2 separate regions of the Homo sapiens genome follow, and region 1 is linked to region 2. Evidence: chromatin loops called from intact Hi-C (ENCODE). Cell type or tissue: Calu3. All regions are shown on one strand.

Region 1 (8,000 bases), 110 kb after region 2:
ACTTCTTTGTATTTTTAAAGTGCCTGAAGCATATATCCATTCACATGTAGGTTTGGAACCAAAAACCACAGGCTCAATATTTTTAGGGAATCTAATGCATTTGGAAATTGAGACTGTACATATAACATACCTATAGGGTGCATTTATTTTTTTCCAGAAAACCAAGTTTAATAATGTGTTAAGATGAAAACAAGCCTCCCTTTCTGTTATAACCTTCTCTACATTATACCTCACTATGATTTCACATGAGCTATTGAACTTCTACAGTTTTTCTTATTTTTAGACATAAAATTGGATGTTGTATGCATTTTTAAAATATCTCTTCAGCTAAGGAGAGAATGTGGAAAAAACAAAGAGCAAACCCACTTTGCTATAATTATATTGCTGAATCTAAAGGATTTTTCACTGGCACCGCAAAGTGTAAAAGAGCCTCACAGTGTGACATTTGTGCTGTTGTGGAGTTGACCTAAGTATATAAATCTAGGTTTTTGTCATCAGCGCGTATTGATGGCATTTTAAATATATTGGCATGCAGTTCTCTGATATTAGGCATGCCCAGGGATAGAGTTTGAGTATCTGCTTGCAAAACGTCTCAGTAGAAGGATCTAATTCTCTGGCACAATTGCAAGATTTGGGCCTTCCTGAACAATCCTACTGTCTGTCTGGGGCTGATTCTTCGGAATGCCATCAGAACCTGGGTTAGCAGCAGTTGAACCAGGGCTCAATAATGGGTGAAGAGAGAAAGAACAATTTTCTTTTAGCATCTTTATCCTACTTGGCTGCTAGGCTGCTGTCTTTCTTCTCATTTCTCTTCTTCCTGAATCTTCTTCTGATCCCATCTCCTTAGTTGAGTATCTTAGAGGCACCGTTGATTCTAGAAATAGTTTTGATTATTTTCAAGAGCACATCTGCCCTGAATGCTAAAGGACATTTCAAAACCATAGTGGTGGGCAATGTTTTGTTACTTTGGGTATACAGCATTTACTTTACCATGCACTTTCATTCGTGGCTGCAAAGAACAGAAAACCCAACCAGTAGTAGCTTCCAAGAGCAAAGGTGAATTTTCCCACTTAGCACAAAAGGTCTGGAGGTCAGCAGTGCAGGCTGGTTCCATTGACTGATGATGCAGGTGACCAGGGACCGAGGTGCCTGCTCTCTAGAGAGCTGTGCTGGCTTTCTTTATGCTTCCCATAAAGAAAATGTGGTCACAACTTTGTAGCTGCATCTGAGTAATCAGGAAAAAGTGGGGCGATTGAAGGGCTGCAGGGTGTTCCACTCTTCCTTCCTCTGCAAATGGGTATTTACACTGCCTCTGCTGGGCTCCCCAAAGCCTAGTGTCTCAAAGTCAACTTAATATTTTTCTATTTGATTTTACGTTGTTGTTGTTTTTGTTGTTGTTGTTGTTGAGATAGGGCATCCCTTTGTCACCCAGGCTGGAGTGCAGTGGCATGATCATGATCATAGTTTTCTGCAGACCCAATTTACCAGGCTTAAGCGGTTCCCCCACCTCAGCCTCCTGAGCAATTGGGACCCCAGGCACACACCATCAGGCCTGGCTGATTTTTTATTTTTGTTAGAGACAGAGTCTCGCTATGTTGTCCAGGCTTGTCTCAAACCTCCAGGGCTCAAGTGATCCTCCTGCCTTGGTCTCCCAAAGTGCTGGGATTACAGGTATAAGCCACCACGCCTGGTCAGTTTACCTTTCTTATGTAGACCTTTGATCCATCTGGAATATGTTTTTGTATATGATGAGAGGGATCCAATTTTTTTCCACAAGATGAGTCAGTTTTCCCAGCATCAGTTTCTAGATAATCTGTCCTTTCTCACAGGCTTATGATGCCACTTCTCTGCATCGGCCACACCTGCTTTCTTTATGATGCCACTTGTTAGCTAAGTTGGAAAACACACACACAGACACACACACACACACAGTCTCTTTTCTCTCTTTCTTTTTCTTCATCCCTCCTTTATATTTTTCTGGAATTTCTATTCTTTTCCATTTTTCTCTTACACTTTGTAATATACCTTGATATATGCTGGACAAAGGCCCTTTTTGCCTTGCCTTGCCATTTTTCCCTATTCCGTACTATATCATTTGTCCTGTTTCATTTTTCTTCCCCCCCTTTACTTTTCTTCTCTTTTTCTTCTTAAAATTGACAGTAGATGATATCTCTGCATACTCACCATATGATAGGACTTAATTTTTGTGTTTCTCTTTCATTGACCACCAACTGTAAAGCAAATTTTGAGGTATTAGGTGTATAAAAAGGCTACATTCAGCAATAACAGCCTAAAAACAGCATACTGTGTGTTTCTAAAAACTGTATGTTTTTGGCCACTACAGAAATTTTGGGTTTGTTTTGTTTTGCTTTGGTTTTGACTGCCAGATGGAGCAAAGTGTTCATGTACAGCTCAAACATAGCTCTGTATAATGTTGCCTTTTTTTACTCTTGTCTCCTTACAGTCATTATCTGACTAAAAGTAATTAGTGTGTTGGAAATTTAGAGTGAATAACTTTGAGAGGAAGCACTTATTTTCTTTTATTGCAAGTAAAAGATGTTTTTTGATTCAGTTGAATAGTACTTGAAAGACTGAACGAATGTAGCAAATTCTGTCAGCAAACTGGATAATCCAAAAGTTGAAAATGTGGGGGTCTGCAAAAATCAGTTACAGAAGATTAAAGTACCTTTGGTAGCACATTATTAAGAAAATCCACAGCTGTTTTAAAGTGGGTGTTTCCTCATGGAGAAAAGTCTAAAGTCTCTTGCAGTTACATTCTGATTTCTTCGTAGCTTGCCAAAGGTTGGCAACCTTTGCTCAGTACATGCCTCACACGGCAGGGAGCAGGAGTGTCTCATCATTTCTGGGGTGGGTGGTCTCCTTGGGGGAGCCCAGGGATGCCTTATGCATGGCTGAGAAATTTTCTTTCTGTGGCCCTCTGTACTGTATGGGCTTTAGGGACAAACTTGTGAGGGGGGGTGTGTATGTGTGTGTGTGTGTGTGTGTGTGTAAAACACTCTTCTTGAGCTCTGACTGCAAGAAGAAATGGTTTGAGAAGACAGAGGAAGGCTGAGAAAGGACTTTGAATGTGAAAATGCTATTCTTGTAGCATCCTTAATGCCATTGGTCCTTAGCTTTATAGATCAAGATTGCGAGTGAGCCCCTTATAGGTCTGGGGTTTATTGTTGCTAATACCAGATGAGTTACAGTATGTATTGCAGTCCTTGTATTTTAAGTTACATCTGGTTTCTCTTAAAGTTCCTTAGTAAACCAAAACTGTTGGTGAGTGGAAGCCTGATGCTGAAAATTTTGAAAAGCAACTGTGTCAGATCACAGGATTTTTCTTTGTTTTTTGTTTTCATAGAGTTGTTTTGGGCTTGGTGACTGTTTCATTTAAATCAAGTATAAATGCACAGAGGTAAACAGACACTCCTATTTAGTCTTAAGAACTTGGTTTGATTTGGAATTTTAACTGCCAGGGCCCACTGTTTAGTGTCTAGCCTGCTTTCTATTTCCTGCGCTATTGTTTTGCTTTTGGTCACCTTAGGGGAAAGGCTACAGCTTCCATGGTCCCAAAGTCAGTGGCGCTGTCAGATTATAAACTGAGAAGAGCTGATTCCTTGGTGGACAACCAGAGTTCTTCATGTGATTTTAGTTTACATTTAGTTGGATTTCACATTACAGTACATTTGGTGAATTATTTCCTGAATGAGACTGAGAAATCACTGGGCTCTGGCAACTCTGTACTGCTTCCTCTGCTTTAGGGATTTTCTGTCTGAAATCTTCAGAAAAAGTTGCAATAGAGTTCATGAAAACCCTCAGTTCTAAATGGACACATGAAGAAACACCTTAGGTTTGAAAGGGTGTTTTAAAATTACATTCCTGTCTTGTATTTTTTTTTCTCCTTTTTATTTTTTTTTTCTTTTTGGCCTAAGTTTCAATGACATTCTGGAAGATGAATTTCAGTTGGGTTTTGGGAAACTATTTCCAGCAGCGGTTGAGTCTGGATTTGATTCCACAGAGTTACAGCCGAGGCTTCTCTGCATTGGCCACACCTGCTTTCTTGAGCAACCTGAGAGACACTGCCTGTGGACATTTTCCACTACTTAGTGATTAGTCACCTCACAGTTCTGCTGTTTTTGCCGTGAGATAATTTCACTTTCTCCTTCTGCTCCTGCGTGTTCTATGTCTGTTTTCACCCATCTTTGCTTTTCCCATTTTCCTCTGGATTTATTTATTCTGTCCCTTACATTTCTTTATACATTTGCCTCTTCTTATCCTGGGAACCTCACACCTCTGCTTGTTCCATTTTCACTTGTTTCTGGATGTGTTGTATCTATTCCTTTGAAAAACGTTGCTCTTTTGTAACATGACCTGTCCCAGCATCATCAAGATAGAGACTTTTAAAAAATACTCCCTTTCGTATCTTAGAAGGCAATAGATCTTCTTTCCCAGCCAACCAGCTGGAAAGGCTTTTTTTTGCTTTTCCGTTTTTTGCATTTCCACGTAGACTGCGTTGCTCCTTGCTAGAGAAACCACAAGCATTCCTGTGTGAAATGAAACTCGCTGTTTTGTGATTTTGTGTGTGGGGGTGGAGAGGGGCATGGTAATATTTAGAGTCCCTGGCCTTTGCCTCCCAAAGGTTTGTCATTAACATTTTGTTGATTTTTAAGCTTGCTCTTATATTTAGGACCAGTTTACTGAGTTTACCTCCCATTCCCTTTCTAGCAGGACACCCAAGAGTCCTGTTTGCTCATTTCCTCTTGTCCTGGTCCCACCCTAAGGGTTTTCCATGGGCTCGCACTTCTCAAGGAGTTCTTGGGATCCAGGACCCTTTAGCAACTACTAGCCTTTTTTTTTTTTTTTTTTTTTTTTTTTTTTTTGCCAGAGTCTTCTCCTTAGCAACTGTAATGGCATATTAAGTTACCAGTTAATTCCTTTGTGAGGAAGCGTAGCAGTTTAATATCGAACAAAGGCATGTTTGAGCAAATATTGACAATTGAACACTTTAGCAACATTAAGATGCCTTTTATAATGGATCTGTCTTACAAAGAAAAGCGATAACTTTCTAGTCTCTTATGCTGTCCAAAACTCAGGGACTTCGTAGATTTAGATAACATGATTTCCTTGGTAGTTGGATTTCAGCAATATCATAGACTTTGATAGTGAAGCATGCTTGTATGCTATTTTCAAATAATTTTCATTGGTGCTAACATTTTTAAAAATTCAATTATTGTCTCACTGCTTTAATTTCTTAGTTACTCTAATAACAAAGCCCTTTTATTGTGCAGAGAAGTAACCGTATGTAATTTATAATACGGGATGCTGAACAGGACTTATCGTGTAACCCGCTACAAGACTTTAGAATATACAAGGACTGTATATAAAATAATGAGACCAAGTCTGTGGCTCAGGCATGAAATCAGCCACCTTGTTGAATGTTAAACTACTTTTATATAATGTTCTGTGGATTTGTATTTGTTCATGAGTATGTGAACATTTCTCCTCTATGAAATAAAGCTGTCAATGAGTTCTATGAAATCGTAACACATTTTCTATAGGACGAGTATTTGACGTTATGGTTAAATATAGTACCAATTTATCTACCCAACTATTATCATGTTTCTATGTTTCTACTGGAAAATGCACTCCTAATTGAGATGTCAGAGGTGAGAACTAAAGCCTCTGTGAGACTAGCATTTAAGAATGCAGAAGTAAATATCAGTGAGTCCATGCCAGAGTGGAGCTTATCAGTAAGTGATGTTATGGAGAGTATATATTCAGAGTCTCTGACTAAGGTTTCAGTTCCTTTAAGAGATTGAGTCCGTAAAAAGGGACAGGAAGGGCACAGGTCTTTTAATGCTGTACACCTATGTAATTTCACAAGAGCCAGGACCCCCCATCCAGGTCAGCCACTCTCAAGATATTCAAGACATAACTTCCTTCAGTGATTATTTGTATGTTTAGGTTGTTCTTGGGTAAACTGTGTTAGAACCAGAGATGCCATAAATATCAATGCAGTCTGTCCTTAAGCCTGTGGCTGCCAACTCAGATCAGCTGTGTACAGCTGACCTTTACATCAAAGGCTTCTCTTTTTGCTGCCACAGCAAAAGGTTTGAAGTTCTTGGCAGTCAGCAACACTGTGAAGAACACAAGGGGAAGATGCATTTCCTATCTCAGAAACAACCCATAGGAAGCAACCTTAGCAGTGGTGCTTGGTTTCCTAAGCCATTCTGCATAAGACATAACATACTGACACTTAACACATTTGCAGTATTTTTCCTTCTACTATCTTAAAAAAAAATATATGTAGTTTTAAAGTCATCCTATGAATGATTAGGCTTCTGTGAGCCAAACCTAGGTCAGTAGCCGTCATTAAAAATTTTTTTTGGTTGGAAAAATATGTTGTATATTTCACATAACCAGTTCATATAAACACTTACAGAATATAATCCATTCATAAGTTTGCGGTTCCCAAGTGTGTGTTTAGCATGTGCCATATATACTTATAGATTTGACATTATATAGGAGCCCCTCACTATAAGTGCCTAAAGGTTGCTAGATGATTACTAATGTATTCTTCCCCTACCAAATTGACAATTCTCTGCTACTGAATAAAAAATGGAACTTGTGATGTATCCTAGAACAGGCTATTAAATCACTGCCATGAGTATGACATTCACTAAGAAAGGAATTCCTGGCACATAGTTCATCTAGTTTTTCTCCTCTTCCCTATAAGGTCTGTGACAAAAAGGCAGTTCACTGTTCTTCTTGTCCCTGCCTGGTTACAAGGTTAGTTCTAATAACCAAACTGTGGGTCTAGATAGTAATTCTATTTCAACCCTGTAAATAATTACCCAAAGCTGCCAAGCTTAAGAAATGTTTTATCAGACATTTCTTCTCATCATCGGTAAGTCTAAGATAATGAAACAAATGGCACTAACTTTTTTTATTTTTTACTTGTGAAACATTTCTGTTTTGGGGAATAAAAGAGCAAGAGATTTTTAAAGCTCTGTTAAGTTCTGTAAAGTCTGATCAGAAAATGGAATTAAAATTAATAAAAACTGAGCTTTTGTTCTAATAAGATTTTTTTTAAGCTGGCCACTTGCTTAAGTCCAATTTAGCTTCCCAAGGACAGTATCTTTGATCATTAAAATATTTATTTATTTATTTATTTATTTATTTATTTATTTATTTATTTTGAGATGGAGTCTTGCTTTGTCACTCAGGCTGGAGTGCAGTGGCACAATCTCGGCTCATTGCAATGTCTGTCTCCCGGGTTCAAGTGATTCTTCTGCCTCAGCCTCCTGAGTAGCTGGGATTACAGGTGTGTGCCACCACACCCAGCTAATTTTTGTATTTTTAGTAGGGACGGGGTTTTGTCATGTTGGCCAGGCTGGTCTCGAACTCCTGACCTCAGATGATCTGACCACCTCAGCCTCCCAAAGTGCTGCAATTACAGGAGTGAGCAACCACACCTGGCCTGATCATTAAAATATTTAAGAGAGTGGCAATATAAGCAAAAATGATTCAATATAAACAAATACAAATTTCAATATAAACAAAAAGATTTATGAAACCTAAAATATTTGAAACTTTTCTAGAGAGAGAACACTAGTCTAAATATCTAGGAAGCAGGCATTTAAGTCCTTGTGCTGGCATATGAAATGGGTTAATTCCTTGATACAAACAGCTCTGGGTATTTATTGTATGTATTTGTATAGTGGCATAAAACATTCTTTACTAAGTTACAAGTCAAAACAGTAAAGGAATGAAAATGACTAAATTGTTCATTTGTTAATACAATATTTCCTGTTTACTCTTTTTCTATGGTGTAAAAGAAACTGAACATTGACTTTCTGTTTTGTAAAACCTAAAAATATAATTAAGAAGAAGAGAGCAGGCCTGGCGCGGTGGCTCACACCTGTAATCCCAGCACTTTGGGAGGCCGAGGCGGGTGGATCACGAGGTCAGGAGATCGAGACCATCCTGGCTAACAC
Region 2 (8,000 bases):
TGTGTTAGAGCTCTGTAAAACATGATAACATAGTAGATTCTGTCAGTTATTGGCTGTGAGTAGAGGTAGTTTGTTGAGGATCAGTATAGGTACCAGTGGCATAACTTATAAATTGGGACAGGCATGGTGGACCAGAGGGGATCTAGTAACTAAGCACTGTGATAGCCAGGGGAATCACTTAAACAGGACCAGTAAGGTACAGAAGGCCTGGGAATTTGGGGGAGGTATGCGAACAGGAAGATAAAGGGACTGATATTAGGAAATTAGAAGGAAGAATCTTGGATGTAGGATGTAGTGGAATGAAGTGGATTTTAAAGTTTCTAATACTAAATGACAGACATAGTAACATCTAGCAGGAGGGCTGTTTTGGAGGAAAAAAAGAATGTAATTTTAACTAATACGATGACTTTTAAGTCTAGGTGGTAAGGTTTAGAGTAACAGAGCAGGGCTGGAAATAGTGACTTATTAGGAATTAACTTGCATTCCAGAAATTGAGGGTTCATGTAGAATTGCCTGTAAGCCAGGAGTTTTCTTATTCATCTCTTTAATGTTATAGAAAATAACATCTGTACTTTATGGTAAGTAATTACAGAGTTAAAAAAAAAGGCCATTTGAAAAAAACAGCTTAAAAATGTCAAATAGGAAATGTGGGGATAAGTGTATTCTTTTCAAAATGTGGTTCTGAATTGGACTAACTCAAGCTGCAGTTAAAGGAAAAAAGGCTCGTTTATTTGACTCTTGCCTTCTTTGCTTTCTCCCTGTCTCAGGCTCCTTTCCCCAACGCCTCTCCCCTTTTTGGTCTCAGTGCTTCTGAAATGTAGACACTGGTCTACACATGGGTCACCCAGAGTTCACAGACTTGAAAGTCCTCTTATTCCCAAGAGCTGTGTGTGCCTCATCAGCCTTCTCTGGGTTTTGTGGCAGGGGGTGATGAGAAAGGATGCCCAGAGGCTACTTGTACCAATAAGAGCCACCGCTTGTTGTGAAAAGAGCACCAATGAGGAGAAAGCAGGCAGAGATAGTCCCGGCACTGGGTATCTCTTCAAGGCCTCTGGTTCCGTTATTCGTCAAAGGAGGGGTAGAACTAAGCATATGGTCTCTAAAGCTTTGAAATTCTTTTTTCTTTTCTTTTCTTTTCTTTTTTCTCTTCTCTTTTTTCTCTTCTCTTTTTTCTTTTCTTTTCCTTTTTCTTCCCTCCCTCCCTCCCTCGTTTGCTTTCATCTTTTTCTTTCTTGCAGTTGACAAATAAAAATTGTATATATTTATGGTGTACATATTTCATTGTATATATGTACATTGTGGAATAGCTAAATCAAGCTAATTAACGTATGCATTACTTCATATAATTATCTTTTTTGTGGTAAGAACACCTAAAATCTACTCAGCAATTTTCAAGTATAAAATACATTGTTATTAACTAGTCACCATGTTGTATAATAGATCTCTGAATTATTCCTCCTAACTGAAAATTTTTTTAGTGTGCAGAAGATCCATATCTATACCCTAAGTGTTCCCAATAAATCAAAATAGTGTCCAAGAAGCAGCTCACAGAGCATATTTGTTTTCAATGTGAGATTTATGTAGCACTTTTATATTTGCCAAAGCTTTTATTTTCCTAAATTCCCCAGTGAAGTAGGGCAACAAGAAGATCATCAGTGGTGAGTCTGCCATTTAAATTTTTTTTTTTTTTTTTGAGACAGAGTCTCACACTCACCCAGGCTGGAGTGCAGTGGTGCAATCTCGGCTCACTGCAACCTCTGCCTCCTGGGTTCAAGCAATTCTCCTGCCTCAGCCTCCCAAGTAGTAGCTGGGATTACAGGCGCCTGCCACCACACCCAGCTAATTGTTTTTTTTTTTTTTTTTTTTTGTATTTTTAGTAGCGATGGGGTTTCACCATGTTGGCCAGCCTGGTCTCGAACTCCTGACCTCAGGTGATCCACCTGCCTTGACCTCCCAAAGTTCTGGAATTACAGGTATGAGCCACTGTGCCCGGCCAAATTTTTTTTTTTTTTTTTTTTTTTGAGACAGGGTCCTTCGTCTCCCAGGCTGGGGTACATCTTGGCTCAATGAAGCCTCAACCTCCCAGGCTCAAGTGATCCTCCTACCTCAGCCTCCCGAGTAGCTGGGACTAAAGGCATGTGCCACCATGCCTGGCTAATTTTTGTATTTTTTGTAGAGACAGGGTTTCGCCATGTTGCCCAGACTGGCTGCCATTGAAATTAATCCAGTGTAATCTTCTCAAATGCAGTGTAGTATTGAGAAACGGGGTCCAGTGCAACAAAGAGTTTATGATTTTCCCTGAGCCTCATCCCTAAGATCTTGTTAACCAAATTTTGGACAGAAATGGTAATTTTTCAGTAAGCATAAGATAACATTACTTTTTATTCTTTTTTTTCTGATGGGAGTACTGATCAGTAAATTAAGCAATATAAGCTTCTTAGAAAAGATTGGGTTGGAAAAAGAATTGAATCCACACTGTAGTTTTGTTCTGGATTTACATTATATGCCCTGCCTGTGTTTACTGACAACATTCCTCGAGCATTTTATTTGCTATTTGGATATAAAAAGGTGTCAGTTGTATAGGAAGAAACCAAAGTTATAATAGAGTGTTTGTACCAAAATGTTTACCTATAAACAGGTAGGGCTGTCATGAAATGCAATAACTAATCCTTATCCATACTGAAGAAAGCTGCATTGTGGCTTTTTTACATGCAAAGTCTTAAGGTGTTATAACTTAAGTTAGATTTTAAATAAATTATGGACTGCCCTTCTTCCCTTTGTGACCTCTTAAATCTCTGAGACCAAAAATATTTACATATGCAGCTTATAGACATTTGTTAAACCCTAAGATGGTTATTGCAGCCATGGGATACTCAATTAACTGTGCATTTACTCACCAAAAATTGTTTTTGAGCCCACTAGTGTGTGGCAGGTACTGAGTTGGGCCTTTGGAATACAGTGGTGAGCAGTTATGACATGGATTCTGCCATTATGGAGCAAACATAAATTTCACTGAAGAATGCAGACAAAGTATAGAGAAATGAGTAGATAGAATAATTACTGATTATAATGTGTCTACGAAAGAAACAACTTGGAAGGGACCTATTACATGGTGAACACATCAAGTAAAAAGCTCTTCAATTTTTAAACAAAATAATTTTGAGGGACAGCTAAATTTTCATCACTTGCTTTGGATAGATAAAAAGCTTTCTTAAGTGTCTATTTCAACTTTCAAAAGCAGTTCTTTGCTTTTCCACTTAGAAAAACACATTTAAAAATTCTTGCCCATTGAGGATATAATTGTATTTTCTTTCAATTGTCTTTATTGGAATTCTTTTACAATTCTTCCAAAACAATAATACATTCCTTAGAGCTGAGCCTCAGCAGGAAAAATGAAGCATCTCATTTGATGTATTATTCCATTACCTATGATGTCAAGGCAGTTGGTAAATAATTTCTTTTTATAGAGCAACCACAGGGGTTGCTAACAGTGCAATCCCCAGGAAATGATTTTGGGAAGCTCTATCATGCGATGGCTGCTATTCATTATCTACTCTGTGTTGGACAGGCTCGGGGTTTTGTTTGCCTTTTAAATCAGGGCAACACTTGCATTGTGGTTTTGCCGTCGTGCCCTTGCTTCATGTTGGAATTTTTCTAGGACTTATTGCAGATTCAGAGGCAGATGTTTGTCTTCCTGAGGTTAGGAGATGATTTGGCGCCATCTAGGTTGACTTCTTTTTTTTCTTTCCTTTTTTTTTTTGCTTTCCTGGAACAAACACTATTACCAAATACATTTCAAGCAATGAAAATAGCTCAGTAGAAATGGTATGGTGGTGCCTTCATACCCTTGGCTATTCGAGTATTGACTAGTCTTAGAGAGATTAATCATTTGTAATTTTAAGTTCTAATAATACAGCGAAGGTTATCATTTGTATTTTAGGAAACTTTATAGCCTCTGTACTTTGTAATGGAGAATGAGTTGGCTGTGGGGTTAACAATGTGGTTATATAGATAAAACCTCTTTTGAGAGATTCTTTTTTCAAGAAATTGTGGTAAAACACACATAAAAGTTACCATTTTAACCATTTTTAAGTATACAGTCTAGTGGTGTTAGCATTGTTGGGATTCACATTGTGTTAGGAATTCACATTGTGATTCACATTGTGTTGGAATGTGAATCACAGCAGTATGAATGTACCTAACGTTGCTATTTTGACGTCTAAATGGCCACATGTTTTCAGAGAAAATAATTTAACATTGAAACATAGTTACAAAATATCTTGCAGGGAAGACACAATTTGAAATTGTAATAGCAGTGCTGCAAGTTTATAGTAAAACTGGAATAGCCAGGTCTCTTCAAGGCCAGCTTTGCACATTTAAGTGAATAGTAAATAGTTACTCTAAAGCTGGCATTTAGAATTATTAATTAATTGGTAAGTGCTGAATACCTGGAAAATAGCCCAGGGAAGTATCTGCATTTTGTGAGGTGTGAGTTAGGCTCTGCACTTTCGGGGTGAATGAAAATGAACAGCAGCTACTCATGGTGGCTTCTTATTCCTGAGTTCCGAAAGAGGCTGGGGGTGTTTTCATGTACTGAGTACTGTCATTATGTAGATCTTAGCTTGTCTTCCCTGAAATGTTTATTAAATCTCTATGTGTTGTGTTCCAGGGTGTGGAAGAGTGACTTTGGTTGGTTAGAGGAAGAGGTCAGAATGATGAGTTCTAGGTTGGCATTATTCCTGGAATGTCATGGAACTTTTCCTGTAATGAGTTCCTGGTGACTTGAGAACATTTGCAAAACCGTGCCCTCAACGTCTAGCTGTGCAGTCATCCTTTCTGTTCCACTCAGCCAGTGGTCTCCCAGGAAAGTGTGGTTGACTGTACAACCCATCATTCTATTGCACCAGTCACCAAAAACACATATGCTCCTGACAATATGAACCATTTATTATTATTATTATTATTATTATTATTATTATTATTATTATTATTATTATTATTGAGGCAGGATCTTGCTCTGCCACCCAGGTTGGAGTGCAGTGATGTGATCACGGCTTACTGCAGTCTTGACCTCCTGGGCTTAGGCAATTCTCCCCACTCAGCCTCCTGAGTAGCTGGGACTACATGTGTGTGCAACCATGCTCGGCTAATTTTTTTTACTATTTTTGTAGAGATGGGGTCTTTGTTGCCCAGGCCAGTCGCAAACTCCTTGGCTCAAGCAATCCTCCTGCCTCGGCCTCCCAAAGTGCTAGGATTACAGGCATGAGCCACTGCGTCTGGCCCTGTCTTTATTATTCTTGTAAACTTAATGTCTGCAAGGTGTTATTTACCAAAGAGGTTTGTAAACCAGATGTCTCTTCTCTTGAACACTAATGAATAAAATCTTGTATTTTTTGGCTTTCTCAGCTAATCATTACTTAAACCTTCAGCTTAAAAACTGGGGAATTGAAATCCCTGTGGCTGGCTAGTCCTCTGAAGGCTTTGTGATGATGTCACTCTCAGATCGGGACAGAAGCATTCAAGAGAGGGATAATACTCTTGCTTATGTGACAGCTGTATGTGTCCAAGAGCATTTGGCTACATTCAGTGATTTGATGGCCTTGTTCTGATTACAGAGCTCTTTGCTATCTTCTTCCTTTGCATTGAATTTTGTCAAATTTCCCAGGTATTCTCTGAAGAAAGTTCCTCTTTAGTTGTCAATCACCACCTGTCCATCAGAGAAATCTTTTAGCTACCTCTAAATGTGAGCTTGGCTGGGCTAGGTTGAATGATAGAATTCTTGTATTTTTAGAGTGAATTCTGAATAGCAGAATGGTCAGGACTTACAGTACATTATTTTATCCTTTGTTCCAAAAAGGGGTTTGAAGTGGCTTAACAATTTACATTTAGTAATACAGACTGAAAAATAAATAGAAGAGGAAATTGTTGTGAAGGGAAAATAAGTGTTGGAAAATAATTTGAGAGGAGGAACAATAAGATTTGTACACAACACACACCAACAGGATCTGAGCTTCCTCCATGGCCACAGCAGAAAAGGAAGCCTGACCATTTAGGAGAACCACAAGGTCCATGAGATTAAAAATAAATTAGTGGCTCTGGAAGATCACAGGCTTTATTGCTACAGGAACCTTGGAGGAGCTTCTGTTAATTACCTAATGAGACACTGCAGTGTGTGTCTGGCAGAATATGTCCTCAACAGCACCTACCCTGCTGAAATATGGTTGTTTCCTGTTATGTGTCAGTATAGGAAATAATATAGTTTGCTTTCTATTGTGTGCTAATATGACTTAAATCAGTTCTAAAAAAGTTAGAAATTTTTTTGGAATATCTACGATGAGATATATACCTGTCAGTCCTCCATGAATTTCTCCCAGCTGAGTTAGATAAGGTGGTTATCTGGCCTTTAGAATATTATTATTGCTAATAATTATTACAGTAGCACCAGTTACAACACATAGCTACTCTTTCCCAAGTACCTATAATGTTTTAAGCATCATACTAGGGCACTTGCTACAGAAGAGATCTCTCAATTCTCAGGGAAACCGCGTGGCTTTATTCTTATTTTAGAGAAAGAAAATTGGCTCAAAGACTTTGACTGACTTGGCCAGGTTTGCCTGGCTACCACTCCCTGTGTGCCTGGCCCCGATTCTTCTACCTGAGACCCAGAAGTTGTGTAAGGAAGACAGTTTAGCTCTTTTGAGTCAACTCCCTAAAACAATCGATCCTTTTCTCCTGTTAGTCTGTGCAGCACAGAAACAGAACTCCACCCGTCCCCGTGCCTGGGAAGTCTCTGGTTTTTGTTTAAGGCATGTGTATCCTATACGTGCCTTGTGGCAATTCCACAGCTGGCTCCCTTTAGGCTCCATGGAATTGTACATCTAGGGCCACGTTAGAGTGATCGAAAAAACTAGATAAGGATAAGTATTTTCTTGTTTTAACTTTTTAAATGTTCTTAAGCTTCGAAAATTGAATTGAATTTAATTTGGCCAACGTTGTCAGGAAGGGCAAGCTTATAAAAAGAAAAAAATAACCTTTCATGTAAAGTTATTTGAAATCTCATAATATTTCTACTGTGCCTTTTTGATTAAAAATTTAAGTTAAAAGCAGTGATAGATTTTGCCTATCATTTTGATTTTTTAAGTTTATGTTCAAAAGTATGCCTATATATATTTTAAGTCAGAGCTGGGGTTACTTTTAAATACCGGTTCTTAATAACAATAAAAGGTCATCAAATAGTATTATGTTCACATTCTAAAAGGTTTAGTCTGTGTCTAAACAAAAAAAATTTTCTTTATATGGACAGAAAGAACTCCCCGCCCCACCAATACACACCCTCTTTCTTACACTTTGTAGTACCCTAGGTCAAAGTAGGGAAGCTCATGATATGTTTTAAAGAGGGAAAAGGTGGCCAGGCGCGGTGGCTCACGCCTGTAATCCCAGCACTTTGGGAGACCGAGGTGGGTGGATCACGAGGTCAGGAGATCGAGACCATCCTGACTAACTCGGTGAAACTTTGTCTCTATTAAAAATACAAAAAATTAGCTGGGTGTGGTGGTGGGCGCCTGTAGTCCCAGCTACTCGGGAGGCTGAGGCAGGAGAATGGTGAACCCGGGAGGCGGAGCTTGCAGTGAGCCGAGATCGCGCCACTGCGCTCCAGCCTGGGCGACAGAGCGAGACTCCATCTCAAAAAAAAAAAAAAAAAAAAAAAAAAAAAGAGGGAAAAGGTATGCAATTAGAACCAGATTGGCATTTTGGCAGGTATTTATTTTTCCAGGATGAACGTGCTTTCAAAAATTGCCAGTAGTTGCTAGGCAGACTTCAACAAACACAAAAGACATTTCCCAAGCATCTAACCTGGCTGGTTTCTCCATTTATATTTTGTGATCCTGGCTCGCAGTGTAGTAAACCCTATTACTATTTGAACTCGAAATACAGAATACTTCTGCCAGCAGTCCCATTGGCATTTTGCGGCAGTCATGAAGTTAAATTTTCTTCGCCAG

The links. Hi-C counts contacts between places; a loop is a spot of excess contacts. Peaks named below come from ENCODE experiments on the same cell type or tissue, not always from the same donor. Only the 100,000 strongest peaks of a DNase experiment are listed, where the experiment ranks them.
Region 1: it touches region 2 in a loop (2.6-fold over the local background); 4 of 110 quality-filtered maps call a loop at or near these places.

The regions. Positions count from the first base shown.
Region 1 is chr10:58,751,776-58,759,775 of GRCh38, forward strand. All of the region lies in intron 3 of BICC1 (BicC family RNA binding protein 1), which reads left to right. Among named protein-coding and RNA genes, the nearest start is that of BICC1, 240 kb to the left of the region's middle. In Calu3, no CTCF peak of the experiment used is centred here; a DNase peak (open chromatin) is centred at 4,086.
Region 2 is chr10:58,637,722-58,645,721 of GRCh38, forward strand. All of the region lies in intron 2 of BICC1 (BicC family RNA binding protein 1), which reads left to right. Among named protein-coding and RNA genes, the nearest start is that of BICC1, 130 kb to the left of the region's middle. In Calu3, no CTCF peak of the experiment used is centred here; DNase peaks (open chromatin) are centred at 3,610 and 6,750.